Linked DNA regions of Mus musculus: regions 1, 3 and 4 are each linked to region 2. Evidence: chromatin loops called from intact Hi-C (ENCODE). Cell type or tissue: left cerebral cortex. All regions are shown on one strand. Links, peaks and the distances in the headings refer to the core of each region. The heading gives the core; the rest is flanking DNA. Region 1 has its middle 95 kb from the start of Gm41945. Region 2 holds the start of Lypd1 (Ly6/Plaur domain containing 1). Region 3 has its middle 46 kb from the start of Slc35f5. Region 4 overlaps Gpr39 (G protein-coupled receptor 39).

Evidence for each region. Peaks named below come from ENCODE experiments on the same cell type or tissue, not always from the same donor. Only the 100,000 strongest peaks of a DNase experiment are listed, where the experiment ranks them.
Region 1: a loop joins it to region 2, with 2.8 times the contacts of the local background. A loop is called at or near these places in 3 of 42 quality-filtered maps.
Region 3: a loop joins it to region 2, with 4 times the contacts of the local background. A loop is called at or near these places in 4 of 42 quality-filtered maps.
Region 4: a loop joins it to region 2, with 2.6 times the contacts of the local background. A loop is called at or near these places in 2 of 42 quality-filtered maps.

What each region holds. Positions count from the first base shown.
Region 1 is chr1:126,925,705-126,933,450 of GRCm38, reverse strand. No RefSeq gene overlaps it. Among named protein-coding and RNA genes, the nearest start is that of Gm41945, 95 kb to the left of the region's middle. In left cerebral cortex, for the core only: CTCF peaks have their summits at 1,508 and 3,593 (motif pointing left); DNase peaks (open chromatin) are centred at 1,522, 2,000, 2,677 and 3,579.
Region 2 is chr1:125,906,971-125,914,716 of GRCm38, reverse strand. It overlaps Lypd1 (Ly6/Plaur domain containing 1), which reads left to right and starts at 2,503. Exons shown (of 3, transcript NM_145100.4): 1 at 2,503-2,878; 2 at 4,189-4,326. The coding sequence starts at 2,827. Nckap5 (NCK-associated protein 5) reads left to right here. Exons shown (of 17, transcript NM_001081756.1): 17 at 1-1,081. In left cerebral cortex, for the core only: a CTCF peak has its summit at 4,025 (motif pointing left); DNase peaks (open chromatin) are centred at 1,747, 2,512, 3,005 and 4,024; H3K4me3 peaks cover 2,921 bases; H3K27ac peaks cover 432 bases.
Region 3 is chr1:125,602,671-125,610,416 of GRCm38, reverse strand. No RefSeq gene overlaps it. Among named protein-coding and RNA genes, the nearest start is that of Slc35f5, 46 kb to the right of the region's middle. In left cerebral cortex, for the core only: a CTCF peak has its summit at 2,803 (motif pointing left); a DNase peak (open chromatin) is centred at 2,795.
Region 4 is chr1:125,786,812-125,794,557 of GRCm38, reverse strand. The region is part of intron 1 of Gpr39 (G protein-coupled receptor 39); the gene reads right to left. Among named protein-coding and RNA genes, the nearest start is that of Gm41943, 51 kb to the left of the region's middle. In left cerebral cortex, for the core only: a CTCF peak has its summit at 4,602 (motif pointing left); a DNase peak (open chromatin) is centred at 4,574.

The DNA.
Region 1 (7,746 bases), core at 1,292-6,291, 1.0 Mb before region 2:
TCTTCATTCTCAGGGGTATGGTGCTATTTGGAAAAGCCAGGGGCTGACAGACACCCTGCCCTTGCTCTCCTTCCTCACTCCTGCTAGCCACACCAAACTGGCAGTAAGGAGAATACCCAGCCCACACTACAGAAACCAGTCTTCAGACCAGGGAAGAAGGAGCTATGACAGGAAGGAGATGGAGGTGGCCAGCTAGAGACATAGCCAGGCAGAGGTCAGGACAGGAAGCCAAGACAAAGGACAGTTCAGTTACCAGATGGAACTCATTCCAGAACGTGGGTCTGCTGTTAGACAGGCCTCCTTGGAAAGCACTGAAAAGGGTGTTTCAGGGAAAATCAGTTTCATCTGTATGCATGTTAATGGCTGCTCTTTGAGCTGATTACCGTAGATGTAACTGAGTAGTCTCAAGAAATAGAGAGTAGCCAAGTGTTAAATAGGTTCTCAGAGGGCACTTTATCTTAAACGTTGTGCTTAGAGCACCCGGGGATGCTGCCACTGGGTCATTTGATCAAAAGCTCAAATAAAAAAAGAGAGTGGATTGTGCCCATGCCGTGGGCACAGATCAGACCCATGCCAAGGCTCCCTAGACTTCAGCTCTCCACAGTGGTACCAAGCCCCTCCCCCATATCCTCAAGCATATGACTGTTTTATTAGGCAGTGAGTGCAGCCGACAGTCTACTGAATGCATGACAGTTATCATCCTGAATCTCCTTGAGGGACTCTGAGCTCAGGACAGTATGAGAAGCCACAGCCAGCTAGTGGGGGGGAGTGATGCTAGCAAGGGGCTGTGCTTTTATGTCCTGGCTCTTCTTCTGATGATGCCAGACTTCACAGTGTTTCTGCAAAGTGGGCTTCTCTCCTCTCTCTCTCTCTCTCTCTCTCTCTCTCTCTCTCTCTCTCTCTCTCTCTCTCTCTCCCTCTCTCCCTCTCTCCCCTCTCTCCCCCTCTCCCCCTCTCTCCCTCTCTCCCTCTCTCCCTCTCCCCTCTCTCCCTCTCTCCCTCTCTCCCTCTCTCCCTCTCTCCCTCTCTCCCTCTCTCCCTCCCCCTCTCCCCCTTTCTGTTGCACATGTAAGCATGTGCATGTGGAAGTCAGAGGTCAATCCGAGCTATTTCTCAAGTACCATTCACCTTGCTGTTATGAGACAGGATCTCTTGTTGTTTGGCTTGGAGCTCACCAAGTAGGCTAGGTTGGATATGCCTATTTCCTTTTCTCCAGTTCTAGGATAACAGGCACATGCCATCATGCCTGATATTTTCGTATGACATTCCTGGTATGGAATTTGGATTCTCAGGCTTGCAAAGCAGGTACTTCACCAACTGTGCCATCTCCTGAGCCACGTTCTTCATTAGTCACGTAAGGTCTGGCTCTGTATCTCAGGCTCAGCTTGAATTCTGGGCTCTCCCTCCTTAGCAGCGGCATTTCAGTGTGAGCAATTGTCAGAGCTGCTTCTGTTTGTCTAGGTGAGCTGCAGATCAGGGTTGAAGCTACTAATTCTGGGCTCCTGCTCCACCCACTGCTGCAGCTAGATGGCGCTGCATCCATAGTTTTAGGCATGCGGTCATGGGTTTTTGGAGCATAGCTCACAAAACACACAGAAAGGAAGTTTCTTCCTGGGATTTCTTGGTGTGAAAAGCTACCTCCCAGGATTAAATTCGAGACTTATAGGAGCTGTGGGTGCATGGCACAATTTAAACATTCCTGTGTTTTCTTAATTCCCAGTAAGATGATTAGGCTGCAAGCAGAAATGTGATGAAATTCCACCAAAAAAAAAAAAAAAAAAAAAAAAGAGAGAGAGAGAGAGAGAGAGTGCAGATGTTGTGTCAGCAATCCCCCCTCCTCCTTTCTCCTGTCTTTCAATCCTGAAATGTAATCTTGCCACCTGGGCAAATGGAAATAGTATTTTATTTATTTTATTTATTTTAAAAACCTGGTGAGTAACATCTCCGGGACTATGCGGATGTCCAAATAGCTGAGAGGAAGTGAACAAGTCCAGATGCTTTATCTTCTTGGATACAGAGGTTTAACTCAGAAAGGGCACCCGTGGCCTGTGAAACAGTGCAGCGTATCTGTTAAAACGGTTTTACATATAGACGTGGGGCTGGGAAGATGGCTCAGTGGGGAAGGGGGCTTGCTGTCAAGCCAGAGGAACTGACGGATCTAAATCCAATCCCGAGACCCTACGTAGGTGCTGGAAAGAGAACTGATTTTCCCAAGCTATGTTTGACCCCCATCTGAGAGCCAAGCATGTGTGTGCCCCCCCTCCAATAACTAAATGAACGAACGTTCTTTTAGGAGAAGAACACACTGAATACATTGAGATATACAACTAATGTCTGCTAGCACACGTTTTAAAAATAAGATACACAGTTAAGATATACACGTTGTTTTTATATTTATGCTATAGATTTTGCAATTTTCAATGATAACCAGATAACACTGTGCTTAAAGGGTCAGACTATAATGAGAAAATTTGAGGAGGGAGGGGAGTAGAAAAGAATGAATATGAAACGCAAGAGAGCCTCCGAATGAATGACGCTTTGGAGCAGAGAAACGAGAAGGCCGATGGGTTTGGAATGTCCTGCACTTGAGATCTTGCAGTGTTAAACGAGACAGAAGGCAGCACCCACACAGGCGTTTGGTAACACGTAGGAGGCTAACGTCAAACTAACTTAAAGCCCAGTGCAGCAAGCCCGTGGCTGGTCGGCTGGGTGTTGTCTCAATTAAAAAGATTTCAAGTTCCATAAAAAGAGCCAAGGCAGGTTTTGGTGATGCCTATGCAGATAACATTTGGCGGAACTTTGGTGTGGGGAGAGATGTGGTCCCTCCACACAGCGGCGATGAAGGGAAGAGCAGAGACAATAGTATTTCCTCCTCAATGTTGTAGGTAGGTAGATTCTGCCGTGAATCTGACCTGTGGAAGAGAACCATCTTTTCTTTGGGGTGTCGATATGGCTTTGGAGTAGGAGCACTGTTCATCTGGAGTGGGAGCACTGTTCATCTTGCGGACAGTTTTCTTGTCTCACCTGACAGCCTAGCCTCTCATGGTAGCAGCTGAGTACCTAGAATGTAGGATCACTAACTTAAAAGGAGTTGCTAGTTATCCATGGACTCACTGTGAAAAGAGATTTTTCTAGGGCTGGCTAAGAGTGAGTACCACTGTTGCAAAGGACTAGGGTTCTGTTCCCAGCATCCATGTCAGGTGGCTCACAAATATCTGTAAGCCCAGCTGGAGGCAATCTGATGCCCTCTTCTGAATTCCATGAGTACCTATGCACACAGAGAAGGGAAGAGAGAGAGAGCAAGAGAGAGAGTGAGCGAGAGAGAATATGAATACACATGCACATAAAAACAAAACAAACCTTTTAAAATAGGAATTTTTTTCTTCAGAAAGAAGATAGAGCATCTTTTCTCTCCACCACATCCTCCTTTGTAGGGTTTCAATTTAGCGTTTTCACACTATCGATGACCAGATATTGACACATGCTCATCACTGGAATCGGAAGATCAGATGGGAGCCAACAGAGAATTACAGGGTCCTTTCAACTAATTACAAAACCATAGAGCTCTGCCCTCTGCTGGCTGTCTTTGGAATAGAAATGACAGTATGATCATAAAGGTGCATGAAGAGGAACCCTGTCTGTAGCCATCACTTTGTTCAAAGGCAGCTTTAGAAGGTTCAGGGGCTCACAGTGTTAAGGGGTACAGTCTGTTACAGAAGGACTGCATGGCAGCAGGAACATAGGGCAGGTGGTCACATTGTTTCCAGTCGGGAAATACAGCAGATGAGCACCCCTGCACTGCTTTCCTTCTCTCTGTAATTCGGTCCAGGACCTCAGTTCATGGCATGGTGCCACCCATATTTAACATGAGCCCTCTCATCTCGATTGATTGAATCAAATAATCCCTTCACAGACAGCATGGAGCTTGCATCTTCAGCTACTCTGGAGTGTCTCAAGCTGAGAATTAATATTGATCACCACACTTCTTTATGGCAGATATTAGCAACAGCACCATTTAAATGTTGTCTCCCCACGGCCACAGGGAAATCCACCTTTCAGTACTGGATCAGATGCATTTTTATGGAATTTACAATCATAACTTTACAAATCTAGTTTATCAAGCATTTATGAACCAGGTGCTGTTTGAGACTATCTGCTTCTACTGTAGAGCAATAACTATTTGAAGATCCCTGGATACCAATACCTTATTACTATATATTTATTTCCCCGTGCGTGCATGTGTGTGTGTGTGTACATGTTTATGTGTGCATATGTGTATGTGTGTGCATGTGTGTGTGTGTGTGTGTGTGTGCGTGTGTATTCTGTTTGTGTAGGCAGGGTCCATATAAACTAAGGCATGCATGTGGAGGTCAGAGGACAACCTGAACCCTCTAACTTGTCTGAGACAGGGTCTCTTTCTCCACTGCTGTCAGTGGCCGTCTAGGCCTGAAGGCTTCTAGAGACTCTCCTCTCCCTCTCTGCCTCTCATATCTATGCAGTCATGCTGGGATTACAGATATCCTCAACTCCACTTGGCTTTAAGTAGGTTCTAGGGATCCAAACTCAGGTCTATGTGCTTCTGCCACAAACAGTTCCCACAGAGCCACCTTCCAAACCCTTTCCCCATTTTAGATATTGAGATAATTAACCAAACCAATGTTGATAGAAGCATGAATGTGAAATTTAAAACAAGGTTTATGTGGGTGCTTATTAAAGACCTCCAGTTTTTCATTGCCAAACAACTGTGCCCATTTCTGCTTAATGTTTGCTACAGTTCCCGGGGCTGCAGATGGGTTTTAACGGCCTCCTGGGTGCTGTTTGGGGTCTCTCTCTTGAAGCTGTAGGTGCCCATGGGAATACTTGGAGGTGGTGGAGGCACCGTCGGCTGTTGCTTTGAAAGTGACTGCTGCTGGATTTTAAGTATTCTAATTAATTCCAGTTTTTAATCATGCAGGCTCTTCGGGGTTTCTAAAGGCAAGGGCACTGGTTTGGAAAAAGAAAAGCCAGTTGCCAGCTGCTCATGTCTGTGTGGATTTCCGTTTTCCTTCTCTGAGTCAAGTGCTCACGTTTGCAGGAAGTGCCAGGGAGGGATTTGGCTCCTGCCCCACAGAAGGAAGGGTTATCAAGTGTGTGCTAGAGTCTGAGGTCAGCTACCAAAGACTAACAGATTCGTGCAATCTAGAAGCAGGGTGTAGGTGTTTGGAGCAAAGGGCTCGGTGGCTAAGGGTCCTTGCTGCTTTTGCAGAGGATCAGGGTTCAGTTCTGAGAACCCACATTGGAGCAGCTCACAATCATTTCTAACTCCATTTGCAGAGGACCCAAATACCCTCTTCTGGACTCTGAGGGTGCATGTGTGTCCATTGTGCACATGCAGACAAGCAGGAACACACATGCACACAAAATGCAACAAACCATAATAATAATAATAATAATAATAATAATAATAATAATAATAATAAAGCAGGGTAATGTTGGGGCCTAAAATAGAATCAGTAAAGAGTCCCCTGTGTGCCTTGATACCTATGAAACTCCGGTTTCCTCATCCTTCCTATGTAGGATGAGTTTCAAACACGCATGCGTGAAGTCTCATAGCGGTCAGGTGACCTGACAAAGGCTGCTCCGTTGGCTAATATTCATCCCTAACTGAACAAGGTCTGTACTTCCCATGAACTTCTAGGCATACCTGTGAGGGAATTTCCTCACCCTCACATGCTAACTGATGTGAAGAGACCTACTCCTGCATGTGAGCAGCACCTTTGGGCAGCACCCAGTATACAATATCAGGGAAAAGGTTTGCTCTTTGCCTGCCTACCTTCGCATCTTGTTTGTAAATTCATCTGCCCCGCTTCCAAGTTCAGAGCCTTTGTAATCGCTGCTGTGGTTGCTGCTGCTCCACCCTTCACTGATGGCTCCTTTGGCCTCTAACCTGGACTGAAGACCAGCAGTTCTCCAGGGGTCCTCCAGTCGTTCAGTGCCTCTCAGTTTCATGGATTGAGAAACCTAGGTAGGTCCTAGGACTGGAGCCTGTCCTTGTTTATAAGCTCTGACATTTGTAAAATGTCAGCTTGCACTGTCGGCAATAGTTTTTCCAGCGAGCATTAGAAAGACAAATTAGACAACAAAGGCCCACCAGGGAATACTCAGCTTGCACAGCGCTTATGTTTGACCTGTGAGATATAGGCCCCAGTTTCTTTTCCCTGGGGAGCAAGTCTCCCTGTCTCCTGCTAGTTGTCCCCTAAGAACATCCCCACTCACTTGCTATTGACACAACTGGTCCTGGCCTCATCGCTATCCCGGTTGCTCCCTTTCATGTTCTTGGCTCTCTCAGTCCAGAGCCCCCCTTCCTTTCTCCAAATATCCCAGCCTCCTTTACTCCATGTGACCTCCGCTCTCTGTAGGACCCTGGGTCTATATGTACATGGCAGATTTTAATCTTTGACACAATATTAAAGATTATTAAAATGATAAAATGAATGCCAACCGCGGGCTCCAGGAAATTAAATTTTGAGGTGCGAGTGGCAGATTTCTCCAAAGAATAAATCTGTGATGGAGGATACTTTTGGTATCTTCTTTGGATGACTGGGTCTTGACATTTTACTTAATTAAAAATTATTTGTTGTGACTGTAACTTCCGTTTCAAATTAAACCATCAGACTTCCTAATTTTTCGGTCCGTTAGTTACGTTGAATCCCAGTTTTCGGCACTCATCTTTATGTACCTCCCTGGGATTTTGTTGGTAGGTCAGAGGGTGCACTTAGGTCAGTGCCTTCTGAGAAAATTAAGAGCTGAGTGGACAGTCCTGGGGTGGGGTACAAGTGTGTTAATTTCTTATTCAGGAATCCTTACCTGCATTCTAGAAACAACCCTTTACTCTGAAGAGTAGGAGAGTGAAGGAACCAGTATCCCCTCTGAGTTCCAACCCTGCTCCTGTGAGCTCCCAGCTCAGAGGTGCTCATGTTGACTTTGAGTAAGCCCTGGCTCGTCTCCTACTTACGCTTTCATGTATTAGAAAGGTTGTATGGGGGTGGGGGAAAGCTCAGTCATTAAAGTGCTTGCCTTGCAAATATAGATCAATCACCCAGAAGCCATGTTTAGAATACTGGGCATGGTAGTGAGCTCTCATAGTCCCTCTGCTGGAAGGCTGAGAGACAGGTGGATCCTCAGGGCTCACTGGTCAGCCAGGCGAGACTATTAGCATGTTTTAGGTCAATGAGAAACTCTCATTAATTGTTTAAATGGAAGATGCGGAAGGAACAGCGCCCACAGTTGCCTTCTGGATTCCTTATTTGTAGGTACAACCTCAGCCACACGAAAGAGGGATGATGACATTTTTCATACTCTGTTCATGAAAGATTATCAGGAGGGGTCAGGCTCAAGTCAGCACCATGTCAGGGTGCCTATTACAGAGCCCGTGTCTGGTGAAGATGGTGACAACTCTGCCAGCAGCCAATCATCTTACTTTCAGGACCATTGTGCCATGGCAGCCTTTTCTGAGGATGCTTCAAATACCCCGTGGAGCCCAGGGAAAGGCATCAGGACTCCAGAATGCCCCAGATCTTAGAGTAGCCATATGTGGGGCACAGATGTGTACAGTTAACAGCTCTACTGTTTCTCTCACCCCTTAAATCGGGTGACTTAACCCGCGGCATTTAGCTACTGCACTCAGAATCCTCCTGTTGCCGGTACTGCTCTCAAAACACAGTAGGGCAGGCTCTGAGCCAAGTCTTGGGCAGTGTCTGCCAGGAT
Region 2 (7,746 bases), core at 1,214-6,213:
CATGCATGGTGCACTAGGCAAACAGACTCCAGAGAAGCTGATAGCCAGTATACCAGAGTTTACTTCTCTCGTGGACTGATAGAGATCGCCTCGACTTACTGTGTTTTGAGAGGATTAAAAAGCAAAATATGATGGAGAATTCTCAATGTTTGCACTTTTTTGAGTATTTGTATAAAAGCTGTACATTTTTTTGGGGGGGGAGAGAAATTATATTTGTAGGGGGAGAAAGATAGCAATAAAAAGAGTTGGCGCCATGCTCTTGAAACGATGCATTAAGTTCTAGAAGTTGATAATATATTTTTTAAAAACCCCAGCTGAAGATTTTGTGAACATAATCATCTTGGTCCTCAACTCATTTGTGCATATACTGTCAATGGAAGCGTGGGGCAGGCAGGAAAGCCAGAGGGGTGGAGGTCACCTGTTCTGAAGGTCTCTCTCGATTGGGTGGTCCACTTGCCACATTGTCTCGAGGAAGATGTGATGATATGGGTGTTCTGTTGAAGAATTAGAGTGTGAGCACTGATTAGATGGCACCAGATGATGCGGAAGGGAGCAGATCTTAGCAGGCTTCACTCCCAACCTCTTCTATCCTCTCCATTGTATTTCTCACAATTCTGAGTGTTTGCTGTTTTCTTTTTAAATTTCCCTGCTTTTATATTATTATTAAAACCTGGGTACTCTTTGCCATATCTTAAAAATAAATGAATGGTTGGTGCTATGAAACTTTCTTACTTTTTAATATCCTTTTTTTCTATTAAAGACTGTTTATATGGGAGGATAAATTCTATTTTAAAGGTTATGTGTATTTTTTCTAGACGTGAACTATTTATAATTCCTTCTGTACAGAAGCCTACAGACCAGGCAGACTAGAGCTATGTTTAGGATTTGTGTGGTTACCTTAGAACACTTGTATCTTTATAGAGTATTGTATGACCAGTGTTATTGTATTTGTGCAATTTGTTGTATTTGGATTTCATTACCTTAAATTCAAGCTGCGTGTAAAGTATCCTCCTTGTCTTTAGAAAAAATTCTTTTGTTTCATTTCATTTTGGAATAAAGGTCTTATCACAATTACACCCTATAAGAGCAGAAAAGAACTTTGTTCAGGGAGAGGTTGGTCCCGTGATTATTATAATTATGTCTCACGCTTGCTCTGTGGAGAGGTTTCCCTGAAAGAATAAATAAGCCAACCCTCTTGCTACTGTAATAGTAATTCGAACAATTGTTAAGATCCACACTTCAGACAAGCGAGTAATGGGCAAAGCATCCTTGTCTCCCCAAGGAGTTAACCAGCTAGAAATGAGGGGGAGGGGTGGGGGAGAATGAGCCTGAGGCAGCTATGGACCGATCTCTGCAAAGGAATTACAAGAAAGTCATTTATGCCTCTTTCAAACCTGCTCTGCTGGCAGGGTAGGGACATAAATGATCACATCCCAGCTGAGAGACCACTTCCCCTCGGGAGACCTCACAGGAGAGGGGTGATGCTTAGCCACGGGTTTCCACCGAATCTCCCAAATCCCAAATCAGGGGTGGGGGTGGGTGGAAATGCGCGGGGGTTGTGGGCGGGGGCACCAAGAGCTGCGACTGCCTGCTCTGTGCACAGCACAGTCTTCCACAAAGCTCCACCAGGAAGGCAAAATAACACCGTGGTGTCCCGGGAATACGCAAGGTGGGTCACTTAGAATTGTCAGAAAGGGGAGTAGTGGAGGAGGGAGGCAGCCTATGGCCAATTGGCCATGCTTTAGCGCTGTAAGGAGTGTATACCCATAGCTGGTGGCTTGGGGGAGCAGTCAGACCCATTTGCTTTTCAGTGAGAGCACAGATCCGGGTGTCCACTCCCCAGGTAGCTTTATTTCTGGGCTAGGAGACCGAGGCTGAGTCAATGCATCCCCCTGCGGTGCATGCAAGCAGGTGAGGAGATGGTGGTTGGGCTAAGCGAGCTAGCTGCGGTAGGGTCACCATCGTACTCGCAGGCATTCTGCTGGAAGACCCAGGTGGCCAGTGAGGTGGGTTTCTCTCAGGAAGAGGCGCGGCTGCGTCGGACACCCCAGGGAACTCGCTGCTCCGCAACTTTGCCAGGTGCTCAGAAACAGCCCTTCGCTTTATCCAGGGCAGTCACCCAGAGGGCCAGGGGGCAGCGAGTGATAGAAGACGCCGGGCTGGGTGGGCGAGACCCAATTGCAAGGGTACTGTTAGCACCGAAAGGGAACATAACACCTGGAAGGGAAGGGTACCGCAGCCTAGCACTCGGGTCTCCGAGTTCGCATAGGACAGGTCCTGATGGCACCTGCTGCGCCCTAGTCACCTCCTTATTCCTAACCTCTGTCAACACTACTCCCGAACCCAGCAGGCGCTCCTTTCCAAGGAACTAGAGGAGGTAGGCTAAAAGGGTGGCAGAAAGGGGTGGGGACAGTAGAGAGACAGTCCCAGCCTTCCCCGCCCTCCACCCCCACCACAACTCAGCAGCCGTCACGTGGTACCCGGAGTGGGAGGGGTGGGGGCAGAAGAGGCGAGACTTTTTTGGGTGCTCCGGATCGCCAGTAGTTCTTCAAGCCTCAGCAGCCAACTCCTCCGGAGGCGCTGCGCTCCGCCCCAGGGAGCGCGAATCCAAGGAGCCTGGGACCAGCCTCTGGGAGCCCCCGGCGCGGGCGATGCGGGCGCCGCGGGCGACACCTGCGGCTCCTCTCGGTGGCAGCCGTCGCTTGGGCGGCAGCAGCGCGAGCCTCGGCAGCCTCGGCAGCTACTGTCGCCGCGGCCAGAACAGCCTCCGCTGCGGTCGTGGTCTCTGATGCTCTTGCCCGCTCCCGGCCCTGCCGATCCGGGAGGATGTGGGTTCTCGGCATCGCAGCAACTTTTTGCGGATTGTTCTGGCTTCCAGGTAAGAAGATGAAGAGGCCAGCTGCCTGGCCAGACACGCTCCTGCTATCTCGCCAAGCGTCCCTGCTCTCAGCCCCAGTGCGCCCAGCTGTGGTCCGCGCTGCGCTGGGGCTACCCAGCGGGAGTTTGGTGCTGGAAACTGAGACCAAAGGCGCTAGACTGGGACGCTCTCCAAGTCCCGCGCTGCAGGAGAGCCGAGAGCGGCAGATTGGCGCGACTCTTGGCTGCAGCTGCGTGGGGTACACAGTCGGGGATACAGAGCTGGGATTGGGGAGGGTCCTTGAGTTGGGCGAGACAGGAAAAGGAGCGACAAGCCTCCAACCTAGTCAAGTTACCCAGTGTTTGTGGCCACCCAAGGGAGCGGCGACGCTGACAGGTGAGCGACTCGCCGGACAATCCTCTGCTGGGGGCGGGGGAGCAGCCCTTCCGGACTGAGTGAGCTAGCTGTGCTCTTCCTGCGATCGGTAGGGTGTTAGGAAGGGGCATGCGGCCCAAAGAGAAGCTCCCAGATCAGAGGAGAGCAACCAGGAAAATATGGTAAGTAACTGCTCCTGATCGCGGACTCTAAGCTATCAGAATTTTTTTCCAACAGCCATGTTTTTCAAAAAAAGGGGTCACAAGACAGGTCTAAAAGGGCTGCATTGTGGTGGTCCCTAAGCAGACGCGCACATCCAACGCAGGCACTCTCTCATTACATCCTCTCCAACCCTCAGCAGCAGCTGCCCCTGTCGCTGATCACAAGAAGGGAGCCTGAGCTGGAGGACTGAGCAGGGATACTTAGCATCCAGCACCTCCCCCCCCCCCCAGGTTGCAGGGTGGTCTCCAGGAAGCATCAGAGCCTCAGCCCATGAACGCTGACTTAAAAGATTAAATAAATAAAACCGAAAACGCGTCAGCCAATGCAATTATGAACGGTGCCAAAATAGTAATTAACCAATTTGTAGCCAATTAGTAATTAGGCTCAGACAGGAGCTCAAGCTTGTACCCCACTACTTTGATCTGGGATTTGAACTCTCACCGGTCTCTTTGCAACTTCTTGCGGAAAGGCCGGAGGGGTGTTATAGGAGCTGTTTGTGTCTAGAGAAGAAATGTAGGGTCTCTGGCAGGGCTTTATCCTCCTAGACCCTGGGAACTGATGCCGCCGCCCCCTGCTGGCTTCAGGCACCTCCAGCCTTCCTGAACATCAGGATGCAGAGCCCAGAAGCCCTTGTTGTCTGGGGCAGTACACGGTGATACCGGCCAGCCAGGATGTGCTCTGTGCAAGCCAGATCTTAACCAGTGTTTCTGAACCCCACCGCATCTGTCCCACAGGGCTGGCGCTGCAAATTCAGTGCTACCAGTGTGAAGAATTCCAGCTGAACAACGATTGCTCATCCCCTGAGTTCATCGTAAATTGCACCGTGAACGTTCAAGACATGTGTCAGAAAGAAGTGATGGAGCAAAGTGCTGGTAAGATACTCTTTCCCCCTCCGACCCCCTTGGAAGGCTGGGAAAGGAGGGTATTAAATTACAGGAAAAGATCCTGACTGATGTAACACACATGCTACTGTGTGTTACACATGCACTTGGGCACACACACACACACACACACACACACACACACACATACATATACACTCACTGGTTAGCACAGATGTACTTTTTACAGTTCTGGGGAAATGAAGAGTTGGAAGTTACTTTAAACTCATTAGGGTTAATTGCCAGGGCTTCTTCCCAGGGGACTCCTGAGAAGTTATTATAAATCAGTAGCTTTCCTTTATTTTTATCTTTATTTTTTATTTACACCTTTCACCTTCCTGGACTAAAAAGCTGATGGGGCAGTGAAAACAATATATGGATAACTGCCCCGGCTCTAGCAGCTCGACAGTAGCCTGTGAGCAATGTCAGACTGAAATATGAAGCTACTTGAAGTTCCCAGAGGTCAGAACTTGAAAAATGTGTTTTGTCATAGCGCCACACCATATTTCTTTGAAGAACGCTATAGGATCTTTATTTAATTTTAGAACTAATGCATCAAATTCCAAGCACAAATTGCCAAGATCTTCCACAGGAAGGATACCCCCACCCCCACCCCATACCCTAGCTATTTAGCTACTAGCTAGCCAAGTCAAGAGACTGTATGTCGTACAGCTGAAGAAGGGAGTTAGCTGGAACCGACTTCACTCTAGCTAGTAAGTCTTGAAAGGTAGAATCCCACCCACTCAGGAGTTAAAATTAAAAACTCACCCCAAAGTGGCACCAGACATTTGAGAAAATAAATGAGCTGCTGCTTCAATTCCAAGGTCAAATAGAGACTTGGCTATTTAAAGGTTGCTGAAAGCAAGGGAAATACCATCTTGGGGATGAATGACATTGGGTGAGTCTTATTACTTTTTAGTCCAACAAGGTGCCCATGGAGCTCCACAGCTCATTAGAGCAATCGAGTCCCCTTAACTCCCTGGCAGAACAACAATGGATAGAAGCTAGCACTGAAGACAGAACCATGGAGAAGCAACTTCTCCTGGTTAGGGAATGGAAGTATATTGTTGTTAACTTCTTAGTTGCTTAAGGAACCTATCTGACAGCTCTCTATAGGACTGAGCAATGATGTGAGGGTGTGTGTGTATTCTTTTTTCATGTGTATGTGTGTGTGATATGCATGTATGTATGCAAACATGTTCATAGTTGTTGGTACATGAGTATATATAGGTACCTGTTATGTGTACATGATATTCATGCCAGTATAAGATGCACCTTTGCATGTGTAGAGACAAGAGGTTGATATCCATATCTTCCTTGCTCATATATATTGAGGCAGAGTCTTTTACTTGAACCCGGAGAACTCACCAATTCTAACTAGACAACTTGGTCCAAAAAAATCTCAGATCTCTGCCTCCAAGGCTGAGCTTACAAGCAGGCATCGCCTCATCAATCCTGCTGACATTTACATGTGTGCTTGGCATCCAGACTCTAGTCCTCACACTTACCTGGAAGCACTTCCCCCGCCGGGCTATCTCTCCAGACCCTTTGTATGTGGCTGTTCTTTGTAGTACATTATTGGCTGGAGTGTATTAAAAAAAAAATGCTATTCTGGGAAGTCTAAGATGTAACTGCTCTCAAACATAATGTATCCTCCAAAACCTAGTGAGCATTGTTGGAGCATCTGCTACTCCTGTTGTTTAATGCAGGAGGACAACACAAAACTTAGTGATAATACTGTAACCAAGATGGATGTGAATGGTTTTGATGAGTGATTTTCTTTGCACTGTATTTTAACTGAGCCAAACATCTTCTGGCCTTCCAATATCTTCCATGAAATAGGCTTGAGGCAGACATGATGGAAGGTATTAGCATGCCTTCAGAACTTCCTCAGAATCCTCAAGGCCACCGCTCACCTGGAGGCTGGGCTTCACAACCAGGGCTGTGATCAAGGAAAGGAGTTACTCGGCAGAACACTTCCAAGAAACACTGCTTTTTGTCCATGTGTTCATCCAAGATGACAGCCACACACTCCCTTTTCGTCTTGCTGTAGCCTCTTCTCCAAACTATACTGTAGAAAAGACCTCATAACTTCCACATTACCCACAGAAAGCATCCAGACAGGCAATCCTGAAGCAAGTCTTTGGTTTAGGTTGCTTGTTTTCTAGTGACACATGTCACTAGAAAGGTGTCGATGGCCACAGGTTAGAGGACATAAGCCACAGGTCAAAAGGTGAGGAAAAACTATCACACAGCAATGCCAACCTTTTTTCCTTCTTTTGGTGAGAACGAGAGAGAGAGAGACAGAGAGAGACAGAGAGAGACAGAGAGAGACAGAGAGAGGAAATGTATGTGATATATATCTATATCTATATCTATATCATCTATATCTATATCTATCTATATCTATATCTATATCTGCATGTGTGTATATACACAACATGGATACATATGCAAAGGTGCACACACTCAAGCAGGAGCAGGTGGGGGCCAGGGAGGCATCCAGCTCTCTCTCCCCATTTCCCTTTAAGACATGGATTCTCACTGATTCTGGCCAGCAGCAAGCCCCAGAGATCCTCTTGTCTCCTCTATCCTCCATAGTGTTGTGGCCATACCTAACTTTTTTTTTTTAACATGGATGAATGCTGGGATTCTTCATGATTGTTCTGCAAACGCTTTTATTCACTATTCTCTAGTATTTACAATGGACTGACCACCTAGGCAAAACTGGCTATCTTCAGTCTGTGTCCATGACCTCTGCTTGCAACAACTGCAGCTGTGCAGTGCCTGCTTGTGACACTGGGCATCTGTACTCACCAGCCACCTAGGAACGCCAGGATCAAGTAAATGGCCACTCTAACTCACTTGCTAAATAGCCCAAACTGAGTTTTAGTTTCATCCTTTGTATAAACTTCTAAAAGCTACATTTATTTATTTGAGGTGGGGGTGGTGATTGCACACATAGCACAGCTTACATGTGGAGGTCAGAGGTCAGAGGACAACTTTCAAGAACTGGTTTTCCATCATTCTCCATTCCATCATTCTCCATTCCATCATTTTCCCCTGGGAATGTGGGTCCAGGACATAACCTTAACCTTGGTATCAAAACAAACAAACAAACAAACAAACAAACCAGAAGCAATTAATGAATCCAAAGGGAAAACCAGTTAAGAGGTGTTTCTTAGTTTCTCTTTGTTTGTTTCCTGTTGCTGTAACAAAGTAGTCTAACAAAAGGAACTTCATGGCGAGTTTAGTTTTAGCTCAAAGTTCAAGGCTCTGTCAAGAAGGACATAGTCCCAGCAGCAGGAGCCTGAGGGAACCGGTATTATCACACGAACTCAGGAACAAAGTAAGGCTGCAAGCTCCAGTGTCCATAGCCCCTCTCCTGTAAGACTCCAGTCAGAGAACAGC
Region 3 (7,746 bases), core at 904-5,903, 300 kb after region 2:
TTAACCACCTATCTATGGATCTAGTGGCCCAATCAAGACAGCACTTAAAATTAAACCATCCTAGGCACAGAAGAACAACAGAAATCAAGAATCACAATGATATGCCACTTCAGCATGCTGGGATATCCTAATGAAAAATAAAGTCTGGCTGAGGAGATGGCTCAGTCAGTAACGTGCTTGCCTTGCATGCAGAAGACCTGAACTAAATCCACCAGAACTCACATTTTAAAAAAAGGCATGTCAGCTGAGGGGGTGGACACAGGAGGATTCCTGAGTCTTGCTGACTGGCTAGCCTAGACTATTAGGTAAGTCTAGAGTCAGTGAGAGATGCCTTCTCATAAGAATGAGGGGAATGTATGCCAGTGCCTGGCAAACACATAAGTGGATGCTCACAGTCATCTATTGGATGGAACTCAGGGCCCCCAATGGAGGAGCTAGAGAAAGTACCCAAGGAGCTAAAGGGATCTGCAACCCTATAGGTGGAACAGCAATATGAAATAATCAGTACCCCCAGTGTTGTGTCTCTAGTTGTGCATGTAGCAGAGGATGACCTAGTCGGCCATCAATGGGAGGAGATGCCCTTGGTCTTGTGAAGATTGTATGCCCCAGTACAGGGGAATGCCAGAGCCAGGAAGCAGGAGTAGGTGGGTGGGGGGAGGGTATAGGTGACTTTCGGGATAGCATTTGAAATGTAAATTAAGAAAATATCTAATAAAAATATTGTTAATACATGCTCCACTATGTTCATAGCAGCCTTATTTATAATAGCCAGAAGCTGGAAAGAACACAGATGCTCTTCAACAGAGGAATGGACACAAAAAAAATGTGGTACATTTACACAATGGATACTACTCAGCTATTAAAAGGAATGAATTTATGAAATTCCTAGGCAAATGGTTGGACCTGGAGGGCATCATCCTGAGTGAGGTAACACAATCACAAAAGAACTCAAATGATATGTTCTCACTGATAAGTGGATATTAGCCCAGAAACTTAGTATACCCAAGATATAAGACAATTTGCAAAACACATGAAACTGAAGAAGAACGAAGACCAAAGTGTGGACACTTTGCCTCTTCTTAGAATTGGAAACAATCACCCATGGAAGGAGTTACAGAGACAAAGTTTGGAGCTGAGACAAAAGGATGGACCATCTAGAGACTGTCATATCCAGGGATCCATCCCATAATCAGCTTCCAAACGCTGACACCATTGCATACACTCGCAAGCATTTGCTGAAAGGACCCTGATATAGCTGTCTCTTGTTAGACTAGGCTGGGGCCTAGCAAACACATACGTGGATGCTCACAGTCAGCTATTGGATGGATCACAGGGCCCCCAATGGAGGAGCTAGAGAAAGTACCCAAGGAGCTAAAGAGATCTGCAACCCTGTAGGTACAACAACATTATGAACTAACCAGTACCCCGGAGCTCTTGACTCTAGCTGCATATGTATCAAAAGATGGCCTAGTCGGCCATCACTGGAAAGAGAGGCCCATTGGATACGCAAACTTTATATGCCCCAGTACAGGGGAATGCCAGGGCCAAAAAGTGGGAATGGGTGGGTAGGGGAGTGGGGGGGAGAGTATGGGGGACTTTTGGGATAGCATTGGAAATGTAATTGAGGAAAATACGTAATAAAAAATATTTTTTAAAATGCTGTTAATAAAAAGCAAAACAAAAGAAACAAAAAAAGAATGAGGTGAATGCTACCTGAGGAATATGTGTGAGATTTCCCTTTGGCCTCCACACAGATCAGGGTTCTATGTGTGCTAAGCGAGCGAGCGTGCTACCACCTGAGCTTCATCCCTAACCATACAAATAAAATTTAAGGAAGAAAGAGTGTTATCCTCCCAGGAGTGAGATGCCAGTTTAAACTACTCCCAACTTCTGTAATTCCCTCTCAGAACGGCAAATGTTAAAAAGATTAGTGATACACATGTTTTCAGAGGTGTTGAGAAATAACTACCATGCATTATTACGGGTACAAAAGTGAAGGGACACACTCCCTCTAGAAATCACCTGGGCAGCAAACCACAACGTGCAGAGGCTGGCAGGGTGGCCCAGTGAGTATAAAGGCACTTGTTGCTAAACCTGAAAGACCTACTCGGTAGAAGGAAAGAACTGACTCTGAAAATTGACTTCTGATCTCCACATGGGTGTGTGTGTGTGTATGTGTGTGTGTGTGTGCGCGCACACACACACACACACACACACACCAGACTGGAGCAGCTGTTGCTCTTGCAGAGGACTTGGATTCAATTCCCAGCACCCACTTTGGGCTCCACACAACTGCCACTTCCTCTAGCTCCAGCGTTTTTTGATACTCTCTTCTGACTTTCGCAGGCAGATACACATACCTAAGCATTTTTTTTTATCTTAAAAGTTTTTAATAAGTAAAGATGTATAAAAATATGAAAAATGCAACAGGAAGGGTCCCAGGGTGACACAGTAGTCCTCCTTCCTGCCGTGGCCACCATGCACTTTTCTCTTCCTGGTTTTTCTCCTCACTTTCCTAATCGCCACTATATGCCTCAAGGGAAGTCAATAAACGGGCAATAATTCCCTTAAACTCTGTGAAATTAATTTCTTTTTGACTATCGGAATTGGCACTTCAGAAAAAACCTAGATGCCTTAATAATTAAAAAGAAACCTTAAAAGTTCCTCCTCTGAAGGTTCATGGCTATAAAAGTAATAAATGAAGCGCTCAAAATGCTGTGCTGTGGGTCGGGCTAATAATCCCAGCCTGCAGGATTCTGCAGTTTAGTCAACCATCAGCATCCGTGCTGCCATAGCGCCCCCTGCTGGCCAAAGGCAAGCAAGTTTTAGTGGGACTGTCAAGCCCTATGAAGAGGGCTGTCTTTTGCTAAAGATCTCAGTGTTCCCTCTCCAGCCTTGGAAAGGGGTGTGTGTGTGTGTGTGTGTGTGTGTGTGTGTGTGTGTGTGTGTGTGTGTGTGTAGAGCAAGCGCTCTTAGCTGCTAAGCCATCTTTCCAGTCCAGCCCTCCTCCAACTGACTTTCATGTTCCTTTTGTTGCTGCCGTGCCCCACTGCATTTAATTAGAGCTGACTGTGTGAGCATGGGTGGAAAGCTATTTGCTTGAGCAAGACCATCCTGTGACGTTCTTAATCTCAGCTGCTGGCATTTGCGCCCTTCGCTGCCCTGCTGCTTGGCTGTTTGTACCAGAATCCCTCCAGAAACCCACCTCTGTTCCTCTTGCAGTGTCCCCAGGCTGCTGCCCCTATAACCCACGGCCCTCAGTTCCTGCACTCTAAGTGACCAGCTGGGTCCTCAGTCACTACCCCATCTCAGCCACCATTTTCAGTCCCACTGATCTCACAATTCCAGGTCTTAAACTAAGATCTGTGGATGAGACAGTCTAAACACTATCCATCTGGCTGCCTATTCAAACTGCAGATTCCTGGGGCTTGTGAATAAGATCTTCTGAAGGGCTGGAGCCAACAATTAAAACTAGTGTGTGTGTGTGTGTGTGTGTGTGTGTGTGTGTGTGTGTGTGTGCTGTTTGTCTGTCTGTGTCTCTGTATCTCTGTCTCTTTTACGTGTGCGCGAACACACGCGCACACACACATTCCTTGGTTTTTTGGCCTGTTTTTTGTTGTTGTTGTTGTTGTTATTGTTTGTGTTGTTTTCAGTTTCTCCAGACCACATGATTTTCTGTAGAAAATTTCTGTGGCTTGTAACCCTGTGAATAATTAGTGTAAAACACTCATTCTTGCCTTCAAGGCTTTGGGCAAATTATTCAATATATTTTACATCCCCTTCCTCTTTGAAGACTGGCTATGTCTCCTGTCCCACTGAGGCCAGGTGTGGCCATGTCTGGCTTTGGCCACTGAGTTGTTGCTTGTATCAGTGATGCAGGCCACCTCTAGGAAGGCACTAGCACACTTGTCCCATACTGTACTTTCACAGTATTGATAGCATCTGAGACACAGCTGTTTCTTCAGGTTACGCAGGACAGACACCAGGGAACAGAGCTGCTGGCTGAACAGAAGAGAATGCAGTACGCAGGGTAATTCGAGAAAGAAACCAAGGTGCCACTGTAGCTTCAAAAAGCTTTTGATACTACATCTAAGTCTGCCTAGGCAAGCTGACACCAACACTCACAGTTTACAACACTAGTTTCTATTGCTTTCTACATCCATTATTTTTGTGTTGCTGTAAGAAAATACCAGACCAACAAAGAGGTTATCTTGGTTCCTAGTTTGAGGGCGCAATCCGCCATGGTGGGGTAGGCATGGTGGCAGGAGTGATGCGGCTGCTCACACTTCATCCACAGTCAGGAAGCAGAGGGGTGAACGCTTGTGCTTAGCTCACTTTCTTCTTCTATTCAGTTCAGAGTCCATGAATATGGTGCTGCCCAGAGCTGGGGTGATTCTCCCCACCTCAGTGCATACAAACTGGATCATTCCTCACAGGCACCCCCGAAGGTCCGTGGTTCCAAATCCTTTCAAGTTGACAGTCAGCTTTAACCTCCCCAGCTCCTAACACTTTGTTAATCTAGTTCCAAAACACCTTGCCCCTAGGATCTCACAGACCTGCCCAGTTTTACAAAATTGTTTGCTTTCTTCTCCCCTGGACTTCTCAAAAACCGACCTTCACCTTCAGTGTCTACTCAATGTCACCTTCTGGATTAATGGTTCTCCACCTGAGGGCTGCGGCCCCTTTGCAAGGGTGGCTGAGACCGTAAGAAAACACTGATTCCTAACAGAAGCAAAATTAGTTATGAAGTAGCAATGGGTATACTTTTATGCCTGAGGGCCACTCCAACACAAGGGACAGTATTACAGGGACACAGTATTAGGAAGGTTGAGAACCACTGTTCTTCATGCAGCCTTTCTTTCTTCACGATGGCTGAGAATGCCCCCTCTTCTCGATCATCTTCCAAGGCAACATCTGCAACCCATTCACTGTTGTTGTTTTCGTATGTTTTTGTACAACGTGCATCTCCAAGAGCATCCATCCCTTGACACTGAAGCATGTGCCATTCACTGAGGGACTCCCCGAAGCTTCTCTGATACGTGTTCCCCCTACACAGATGTGTTGGATTTAATTACCTTTCTCAACGCAAGAGCTGTTATTTAGTATACACATAATATTTGTACAGGTAGATTTCAAAGAACATTTACCAGAGCCATTGAGCAAGCAGAACTGAGAGGTGGGTAATGTTATTTATAATAGAAAAGATGCCTAGTGAGTCAGAGGTAACTCAAGGTTTCTGTCTATCTTTCTGTTTATCTCTCCCTGTGTGTCTCTCTCCCCTCCTTTCCCTAATTACACATGAGAGGTCATCTGCCAATAAATAAATAAATAAATAAATAACCTTCACCTTTATCTCTTGCTCTCCCGTGAATATTCCAAGTCGTCTTTAAGATTTAATTTTACGATTAATTGTGTGAGGCTATGTGTGTGGACGTGCTTATCGCAGCACACTTCTGACAGTCAGGGGACAGCCTGTGGGAGACTGTTTTCCTCTCGTGTGGGTCCTAAGAGCTCAAACTGAGGGAGGGCATCAGAGTTTGGTGGCAAGTACCTTTACCCACTGAGCCATCAATCCAGATTTAATGGGTACCAGTGGGAAACCCAGAGCAGAGGCTCATTCTGTGTGCTCCAGGATTGCCAATGACCTCTCTCTGGGCTCTGTATTATTTAAATTAGCCAGCCTTCTAGTTTAAGGGCAATGGGACAATGATTTTTCCATTTCTGACTGAATTATCTAGCCTATGTTTTTTACATTTAGGAAAAGGTACATCCCCACGTAACACTTCAGACTCAATTAATTCTAATTCCCGTTTCAAAACAAATGTGCACAGAATCCCAGCAGCAAAGGGAGCCTCATTCTCAATGACCGGTAGCTGGGACTTTTATAAAGCTCCCTTCTGCTTCTAACAACCCGATGCCCTCCCAGACATTTTGGCCTTAATTGGGAAGCTGCTTCAGCTGTTTTGAGTCGATTTGAAAAGGATCGGAGATGTTACTTTTGGACTGCTTACCAGTATTATGCTACATGGTATTTTACTGCAAACTGAAGATGCTTTGTACATATTAGGGGCTGAAAGTTGCTTTGCAGAGCACTCCACGCCTGCTGAGAGAGCTATAGAAATGGATTGTCTCTTCAGAGTCCTCATTATCTCAGGAGGAGAAGCATTCCTACTGTCAAAACCTCAAATGACACACACAACAGAAAGACATCCGGCTTTTTGTCAATCACTAAGTCAGCGTTTTTTCTAAGCCATGTTCTCTGGGATGGAAATATCTCTGCACAAGACAGCAAAAGAACAAGAGCTCGCTGATCAAATACATTTAAAGAAAATTAAATTGGACCTTGTCTTAGCTTCCCTTCTCTTGTTGTGACATGATATCCTGAAAAGAGCAACTTAAGGAATAAGGGATTTATTTGGGTTTACAGTTCCAAGAGATACAGGTCATCACCGTGGCAAAGAAGACACGGAAAGAAGTCGGGAAGACATTTTGGCAGGAGCAGGGGGGCTGGCTGATCCCATTGCTCCACACTGAGGAAGCAGAGAGTGAAGGCAAAGTGGGCGGGGACTATGAAGCCTCCAGCCCCACCCCCCAGTAACCCACTTCCTCCAGTGAGGCTCCACCTCCTAAGGTGTCACAATCTTCCCAAATAGTAGGACAATTGAGCATCAAATGTTCAAACACAGGAGCCTAGAAGAGACATCTATTCAAACCCCATCAGACTATGCCCAGTTGAAAACTTCCTCATCCTTAAAATCCTCTTTCTGTATACAAGACATTCATCATGTCATGGAATGCTGGAGTGAACTGAGAACCTATATCATCCAGCTCAATCATGGAATCAGCTTTTGTTATGTTTTGCTTTGTAATTCTCATTAAGTCAACCAAGGGCACTCTGGTACTGAGCAGTATGTATTTTCAGTACACATATAACAGTATGTATTTCCAGTACATATATAAATTAGAGGTGCTTATGTGTGTGCATACTAAATACACATACACAAATACACACATATAAACATATATGCACATACACATACATATACGTATACGTATGCATGCATATGTATGATTGTCCTCTTCGTTCTGGGATGTTGCATGGCTGGGTATGGCCTATTGATAACCACTACTTTAGCAAAAGCATAGTATCACTTATTTTGTATAAGGTAAAACAACTTGCCTTTTAAGATTTTTTTTTCCTTATTTTCATACATTAAGGAAAACTTTCACAAAAATGACCAGGACGAGAGACTGGAAAGATGGTGAGTAATCAAGTGCTTGCAGCTCGATCATTAGGTCCAGGGTTCAGCTTCCAGCCCCAACATCGGGGAGCTCAAAACTGCCTGTAACACTGCTCCCAGGGGAAGTGAGCCCCTCTTCTGGCCTCCACAGACAGATAGCATGGACAGACATGCACACATACATATAAATATAAACAACAAGGAATGTGACCTGAATGTACAACATCCTACACAAGGATTGGCTAACCTCTAATGTTAAATCATGCCCAGGCGCTTACTTTAGGCTGTGCTAGGTAAACCCTACCTTGTGTTATATCCTGGCATTTATTTAACTTATTTTTGTTATTACCAGATATCTCAAATTATGCTAATAAAATGGATCAACATTTTAATGGCCTGTCTGCATTTGGTAGACCTCTTTGCTCAGGTTTTAAAAGGAAGACTTTTAAAACTCTCTCTCTCTCTCTCTCTCTCTCTCTCTCTCTCTCTCTCTCTCTCTCTCTGT
Region 4 (7,746 bases), core at 1,735-6,734, 120 kb after region 2:
AAGAGATCCACAGCTGGAGAATAGTCTAAATCACGTTGGCCTGTGGACAATTTTGGGCAGGAGTTGTTTTGATTATTAATTAATATAGGATGCTCTACCCCATTGTGAGTGGTACCATTCCCTAGGCAGTTGGTCCTGAACAATGTAAGTGTCCAGAAAGCAGGCCAAGCAGCAGAAAACAAGCTCCAGAAACCGTGGGTTTCTCTGCTCTCTGCTCTTGACTGTGGGAGTGGGGTTTTAAGTTCCTTCCTCGATTTCCCCATAACGATGGACTGTAACGCGGCATCGTAGGCCAAATAAACCCTTTATTCCCTGAGCTGTATTTTGTTCCATGTTTGTCATAGCAACAGAAGTAAAAGTAGAATATGAAACAAACCCTGCTATTCTTACTTTGGTTTCATCTTCTCTCATATTGAACTGTGGGTGCCCTCTGTCTGCATGACCTACAAGAGTACTCAGAAAATCTCATAGCTACTTCTGATGCTAGGTCATAAAATATATCACAATCTCTAGTCGTCTGAGGCCTCTTGACCCAGGGGACACAGCCAGCATGCAGAAAGGATAGTCAGCAGCTCATCAGGTAAGCCTATGGAGACACTGAGAGCCAGGGACAGCTGTGTGGAAGTTCTCCCCTGGAAATGTACACCACAGCCTCCAGATGACCCAGATGACTACAGCCCGGTCTCTCTCTCTCTCTCTCTCTCTCTCTCTCTCTCTCTCTCTCTCTCTCTCTCTCTCTCTCTCTCTCTCTCTCCTCTCTCTCTCTCTCTCTGTCTGGAAGATAATAACCAGGCTGAATTGTCAGTCTTCAGGTGCATCCACAATTCTTTTAAGTCAGGGCCTCTCACTGACCTGGCACTCAGCAAGCAGGTTAGGGCAGCTGGCAGGCAGTGAGCCTCAGGGATCCTCTCTGCCATCCTTGCCGAGCACTGGGGTTGCACCCAAGTGCCTCCATGCCCAGCTTTTTATTGGCTGTTTGGGATCAAACTCAGGTCCCCATTCTTGCAAGGAAAGCACTGTATTAAATGAGCTCTTTCCAGCCCAGCTCCATCTTCTCATCGTCCGTGGGACCAAAGCAAGTGGTGGCCTCATGTCCTGGTGGCTTCAGGCCTTGGGGACAACAGATGTCACAGAGCCTGGGTGTTCCCCGCAGAAGGCAGGCTCCTCCACTGCAGACACCCACTTCCCAGTTCACAAATGATCAGCCTGTTCTAGAAGCATGGCACCTCAGACTCACCTTCTCCCCACAGCCGTCCTTTGCATGCCCGCCAGCCATCCGTTCCTCCTTTTAAAACAAGCGTCATCTTCTTGTGCTTGATCTTTCACTAAACGGTAGACAATAAGTGCTTCTCCAAGTACTTAACTCTGTGATGCTGTTTGCATATTCATTATCTTCCCGGCTGCAGCATCTACTTCCCTGGCTTAGGTAGCTTCATGCTGTTTGGCGAATTCAGAACTAGACACCCAGGCTGAATAATCAGCCAGGCTTTCAGGGGAAGCTCTTGGCATGTCCCTTTGTCATTATGTTTAATCCTCTGTGTGTGTGTGTGTGTGTGTGTGTGTGTGCGTGTGTGTGTGCATGTGTGTGTGCATGTGTGTGTGCACAAGTGCAGGCATGTGAGTTCCAGGGTACATATATGGAGGTCATAGAACAAACTGGGGTATCAGTCCTTGCTTTCCACCTTCTTCAAGACAGGTGTTTCTGCCACTATTATTATTATTATTGTTATTATTGTTATTGTCTGCCACTGAGTACTCCAGCTGGCCTGTGAGCTTTCAGGACTCCCCCAATCTCTGACTCCCATTTCATCATAGGAATACTGGGATTACAAATATGCTCTACTGCCTTCAGGTTTCATGAGTACTGGGGACTCAACCATCAGTCCTCACACCGGCCTGGCAAGCACTTTACCTAGAGAGCCATCTCCCAACATAATCCAAATGACTCACGAATGAGCCCCTGTTAAAGCCAACACCCAGGGATACTGGCCTTCTTCGAGGCATGGTCTGAGTGTTAGGTGAGCAGAGGCAAAAGGGTAGTTTCTGACCTCCGAATCTGAGGGCAGAGTAGAAGACAGTGACTGAAGTGCTACGCACCTGGGCTATGAGTGCAGACACTGATATACGTCAGGACGGGGCACAAGTCAATCCTCAAACCCAGAGCCTGACATCATCCTCTTCTCAAGAGGCCCACAGGAATTCTAGGAGCAAGCATTTAACAGGCCAAATGTCCATGCATAAAGTGCCTCACCCCCAAGGTGGCTATAGTTGGAGATGCAAGAGCCTGAACATGGGGAATTGGTCCATAGCTTTGCATACACTAGGCAAGGCCTCTGTCACTGCCACACTCCCAGACCCACCCAGTCACTGGCTGGTGACTGGAGAGTGTTCTAGGTGCTGGCAGAGACTGAAAGAGACTCTACCTCTGGCTAAAATGAGAACAGAAGCAGAAGAATTCATTATCGAAGCACACATGCTAGTTTTCTTTATTGTCTTTCATTTATACATGGGGGACTGGGGAGGGGTGTGGCACATCCAGTAAGGGGCTTCCTAGGCAAGAATGAGGTGTTGCTCTGGATCCCCAGTGCTCATGTAAAATGCCTGGCATGGTGGCCATAATCCCTGTCAGTGCTGAGCACTCAGAGGAGGCAAGCGTGTTCCCGGAGCTCCATGTTCAGTAAGGAACCCTTTCTCAAATATACAGTGAAGAGCCATTGAAGAAAATGCTCTGTTGACCTCTGCCCCGCCACAAGATGACATATGTGTCTGTATATGTACACATATACATTTGATATAAATATACATATTTTAGAAAGTTGAAAGGCATTCACTGAATGCAACACTCAATCTAAGACTAGATTCACATCTATTTATATGAAAGTTTGTTAGTCATGGTGAGTGGTTAGAATGAGGTGTGTGTGTGTGTGTGTGTGTGTGTGTGTGCATGTGCACACATGCACATGCCAGCACTCATGCATGCATGCATGTGTGTCCTGGCCTGTTTTAGGGGTGAAATGTGCCCTCCCTAGGTAACATTTTGCTGAGAACTCTAGAGACATGCAGACACTCTAAAAGGCACCCGGGCACAGGATCAGGATTGCATAGACTGATAGCAGCAGTCACAACCATAAGAATGGCAAAGGCTGCGTACCTGGGGGACTTGCTGCAGGCTGCTAAATGCTGTGCACATCGGCCTGAGCATCATGACGGGCTGGTGTGGCAGCTCTTGCTTTCCCCATTTTGCAGTTGAGGAAACTGAGAATGAGCAAGGCAGAGTGATAGGTGAGCTCCCAGAGACGAGGTTGAGAGCTGCTGTACGGGCAGATGTGACCAGAAAGGAGAATGGCATCCATTGGCGGTGGCTTTTAGATTCTGTTTACTCCACAGCTCTCCAAATGACTTGCTTCCTAATACATATTTACTCACCAAGTCTAACCATTAAGCATCGAGGGTAGTCCTCTGAGCTCAGAGAATATGGTCTAAAAGCCAGGGAAAATGGACTTTTTGCTGTTCTGATAACCAATTAGTGCTGACTGTTTCTTTGGTTGCCTCCTGTGCAAACTTGCATTTGTTTTTTTAAATCAAAATATTACTTAATGGCCAGACCCCAGTGGAATGTTCTAGAAGGCCTTTAGCAATTGTTTGTGGCCTGTTATTTAAACTAAAAATGATATCAGGGAAAATGACACTTGAACACCAGCCTGCTGATTGGAACTAGCCAGTTAAAGAGGAGACGCCATGTCTTTTCCAGACTAGAGCATCCTTGAGGGGTTTCAACAGGAGGAAGAGCTAGGGCATTATTTAGAGGGGGTTCTTTTTAAAAGAACAGAATTAGATTAACCTTGGGGAGAGGAAGCCGGGGGAAGGGAACCTTATGAAAGACACAAGAAATTTCTGGAAGGAGAGGAAGGAGGATGCAGCCTGCAAAAGCATCTCAGCCCAGCAAAGCAGACAGAGCTATCCATCATTAACCTCATTTAAAACAAACATGACAAACTGCTGAGAAAATACGTGACGAGCTCCATTCTTCAGCAGCATTAGGGACACACAAACTGGGTGTCTTTTCTATCCCTAATTTGAGTAGAAGTCATTGAGAATTGTTTTTCTCACATTTGCGGGGACTTTTCCATTCTAAAGGAGTATCAACTCTCAAGTTCCCTGCTATGATCTGCAGGTGTCGTGCCCACGGTAGCTCTAATACAATCTCAACCCAGGAAGAGGGATGGCTTGCAATGCTATTTTAAGCATCTGTTAGCTGAACTATCATATTAATGAGGCTGACTCCTTAATCCTACTTTACTTTTAATCTGCAGGCAGGCTGTGGAGATACTAAATCACCCAAGGTGGGCAAAAGACAAAAGGACGTGGCCAGAATAAAAACCCAGCTGACCTAAAGAGTTATTGACTTCTCGGGACATGGGGAAGAATAAAGAGTGTGGCCATAGGACAGAGATTGGGCGTCAATGTCCTGGTTTGCCAGGCCAGGGAAATCTATGAAGCTCCACAGCCATCTTCCCTGTGGCTAGCTCAGGGACATCTCCAAGCTCCTGGGCCCACAAGAATTAATGTCTGTGCACTGCTGACCCCTGCTGGACACACGGAGCCCAGCTAGACACATTTTTGCATGGGTTCCAAGAAAATGCCATTTGCCTTGTCAATTAGTTTTCAATTCTCTCTCCTCCTCCCCCTGACAGTGCCTTCCACCCTCAGGACCCTGTTAGGAGACAATTCCATCTAAGCTAATGGGCAAATATTCCTTATAATGCAATTTTAGAGCTTTCTCGTGGATAACCCCAGAGACCCTCCCTTGGTGGACTGGCCAGAGACAGTGGAATATACGAAACGCATCATCTTGCTGTTCCAAGTACTGTTTTATCAAAATACTCCCTTGAATTTGCATGAACCCAGGCGGGATGCTTTCTTTTCTTGGAGGAACTAGGGACAGCCAGCATGTCAGCCTGCCCTTCCTTCCCACTACCACTGTGTGACATTTGTGGATAATGCCCCTTTCTCGCAGTCTGCTGCAGACAGAATCTAGCCACCCCAGTGTGTCCAAGCTCCAACGCCCACTCCAGAAAGCAGGAGTGAGTTCTTAGCACGCTGGCCAGGAGACAGGGAGCTGATACTAGATAGTCACTTATACATGGTAATGCCTCAGAAAGAATGGAGGGAAGGAACTAGTCTAATTGATGACAATGTACAGTGTGTTAGGTCAGTAGAGTAGGTATGGAGGGATAAATCGAGATTAACATATAAAAGAAGCCATTGGCAGGAAGTCTGGTGATCCCTTCCCACCAAGGCTTCACAAGATTAGCAGAATGTGTGCAGAAGTCTGTCTGTCTGTCTTCAAACCTGGGAGAAGGTGGTGCTCTGTGAATAACCTTGTAGGAGCCATGACTCTGGGGTCTTTTGACGCCGGGTTCTGCCCCAGCCCTCTAGCCCACTTCCTCTCTCAGGAGTATCTATGTCTTCCTTATGGATGGTCTCTACTGCTATTAGTATCCATATAGTCACATCCATTATTCCTGGATGTGAGATCCTGAAAATCCTACCAGACATCCTGTGGGCACTTATCCACATCCAAAACACCAGGGAAGAAGAAGATAGAACATGAGCAAACCCCAGGTCATCTCAGACAGAGGACACCTCGGCTGTTATTTCTTAGATCTCTGCCATATCAACTGTTCTAAAGTCAGACAAAGGGAAATCCCAGGGACAGAAAAGGGGGAAAGAAGACCTTGGCATTGTATCTGGTTGAAGCTTTTGCCAGCAGAGGAGCAGGCATCCCACATTTCACTCTTACTTGAGGAGGCCCCTTTCCCTTCCTAGCCAGACACCTAAGTCTCCCCAGAAACCTCATTCGCAGATTGATGTGATGTGCAGCCCTAATGGCTACTCATTTCATCTAATAAGATAATCACTCCCTCTCTCCTGACCAGGTCTTCTATGTAAGATAAGCACCACCATCCTTTAGGCTCCTGGCCCCTTGTTACATAGTTGGTCCTGAACCAAATTCCATCCACATCTACAAGAACTTGACAGAAATGTATAGTCTCAACTCCATTTCAGGCCCACTGATCTAAATCTGCACACAAACAATTCCTCCTGCTGGCCCTCCCTCGGTGTACTGAAAGTAGGAAAACTTACCCCAATAACAATGGGTAGGCACTTCTTGCACAAATATGAGACTGTGAGACTGTGAGTTCAGATCCCCAGGACCCATGTGAAAGTTTGACATGATAGCACACGCCTGTAATTCCAGCTTCCCTACTGGTGAGATGGGAGTTGGATACAAGATAACCCCACACGGCCTATTGGCTTGTGAACCAGTGGCAACACTGAAGGCCTTGTTTCCAACAAAGAGAGAAGCTACACACGCCTGCATATACACCAGTACATGCATCATATACATATAAGCACACATTTAAAAAGAAGAACTACAAATTTTCAGTTGTCAGTGGGGAAGGAGAAGTCTGTTGGTATTGTTGATATAAGTCTAAAATATATTTCTTTTGATCTGAGAATTCAGGGTATGATTATTTTTTTTTATTGCTCAATCTTCTGTGCTTCCATCTTAAGTTCTGGTTTCTTACAGAGGAAACCAGTATCTCTTTAGCTGACCCTAGTTCCCAGAGGAAAATGGAGGCTGACAGACAGGAGAGCTGGCCAGAAGGGTTACTATATGGAGGTCAGCAGGCAGATTATACACAGGCTTGTGTGGGGTGGAAGGTATACCAGCGGGGCTGATACTTGGACTTGATAGACATTCTTGTCCTAAGATGGACAGCTTAGCTTATCTGGAGGAAAGACTATCCCCAAGTCTATTTCAATTTTACACTGTGCTCTGGAAACAGAGGATGCAGGTACCCAGGTCATCGATTAGCCATGACACAGGCAGTTCCCAGCAGGCATTTCACAGTAGTGGTGGGAAGAATGCCCTAACAGCATGTATACAGCTGATAGGCAGCAGCTAAGGTAGAAAGATAAACATACACACACATGGTCGGCGGAGCATTGATTTAACACACTCAAATAAAAACACTCTATGGCTGATCTCATCTATCCTCTGCATCCCTGTAGCCAAGGATGTCCCCAGGTCCAGCTCCTGCAGTTCTGAGGCTGCCACAGGACATGGAGTTCCTGCAGGAGTCACAAATGAACAGAGTGCTAGAAAGGGGGCGAGCCAGGGAACCTATCAAAATAGGCTTGCCCAAAGGTGATGGTAGGTAATACCAAGCCGCCTTCTCTCTAAGTCTGGGTGAGCTGCGTTTCCAACAGCGAGGAAAGCACATGGTTAGAATCCCAGTAGACTCCAGCTGCAGTTGCAGCCAAACTCAGCCTGCATGCCAAAGACCCCAGAGCTAGGCATCCTCAGGTAGAGGGGAGCCATTTGCCCAGCAGAATAATGGAATCAAAACTTGATAGGAAGCAAGATGGATGGAAAGGGAATCATTTTCTCTGTGCTTTTGGTGATGAGTTGTAAATCCTCAAGGCTAAAAAGTCCCTGGGGACGTGTGTGTATAGGAACACAAGGGATAGAGTGGCTTATAAAGTATCCGATGAACTGAAGGGATGGCCCAGCCCCAAAGTTCTTGTTATGTAGTCATAAAGATCTGAGTCCAAGCTCTGGCACCCACATAAATAAAAAGCTGGGCTTAGTGGTGTGTGTTTACAATCCCATTGCTGGGTAGAAGACAGACATGTCTTCTAGGGCTCTGTAATCAGCCAGATGAGTCTAAGCAGCAA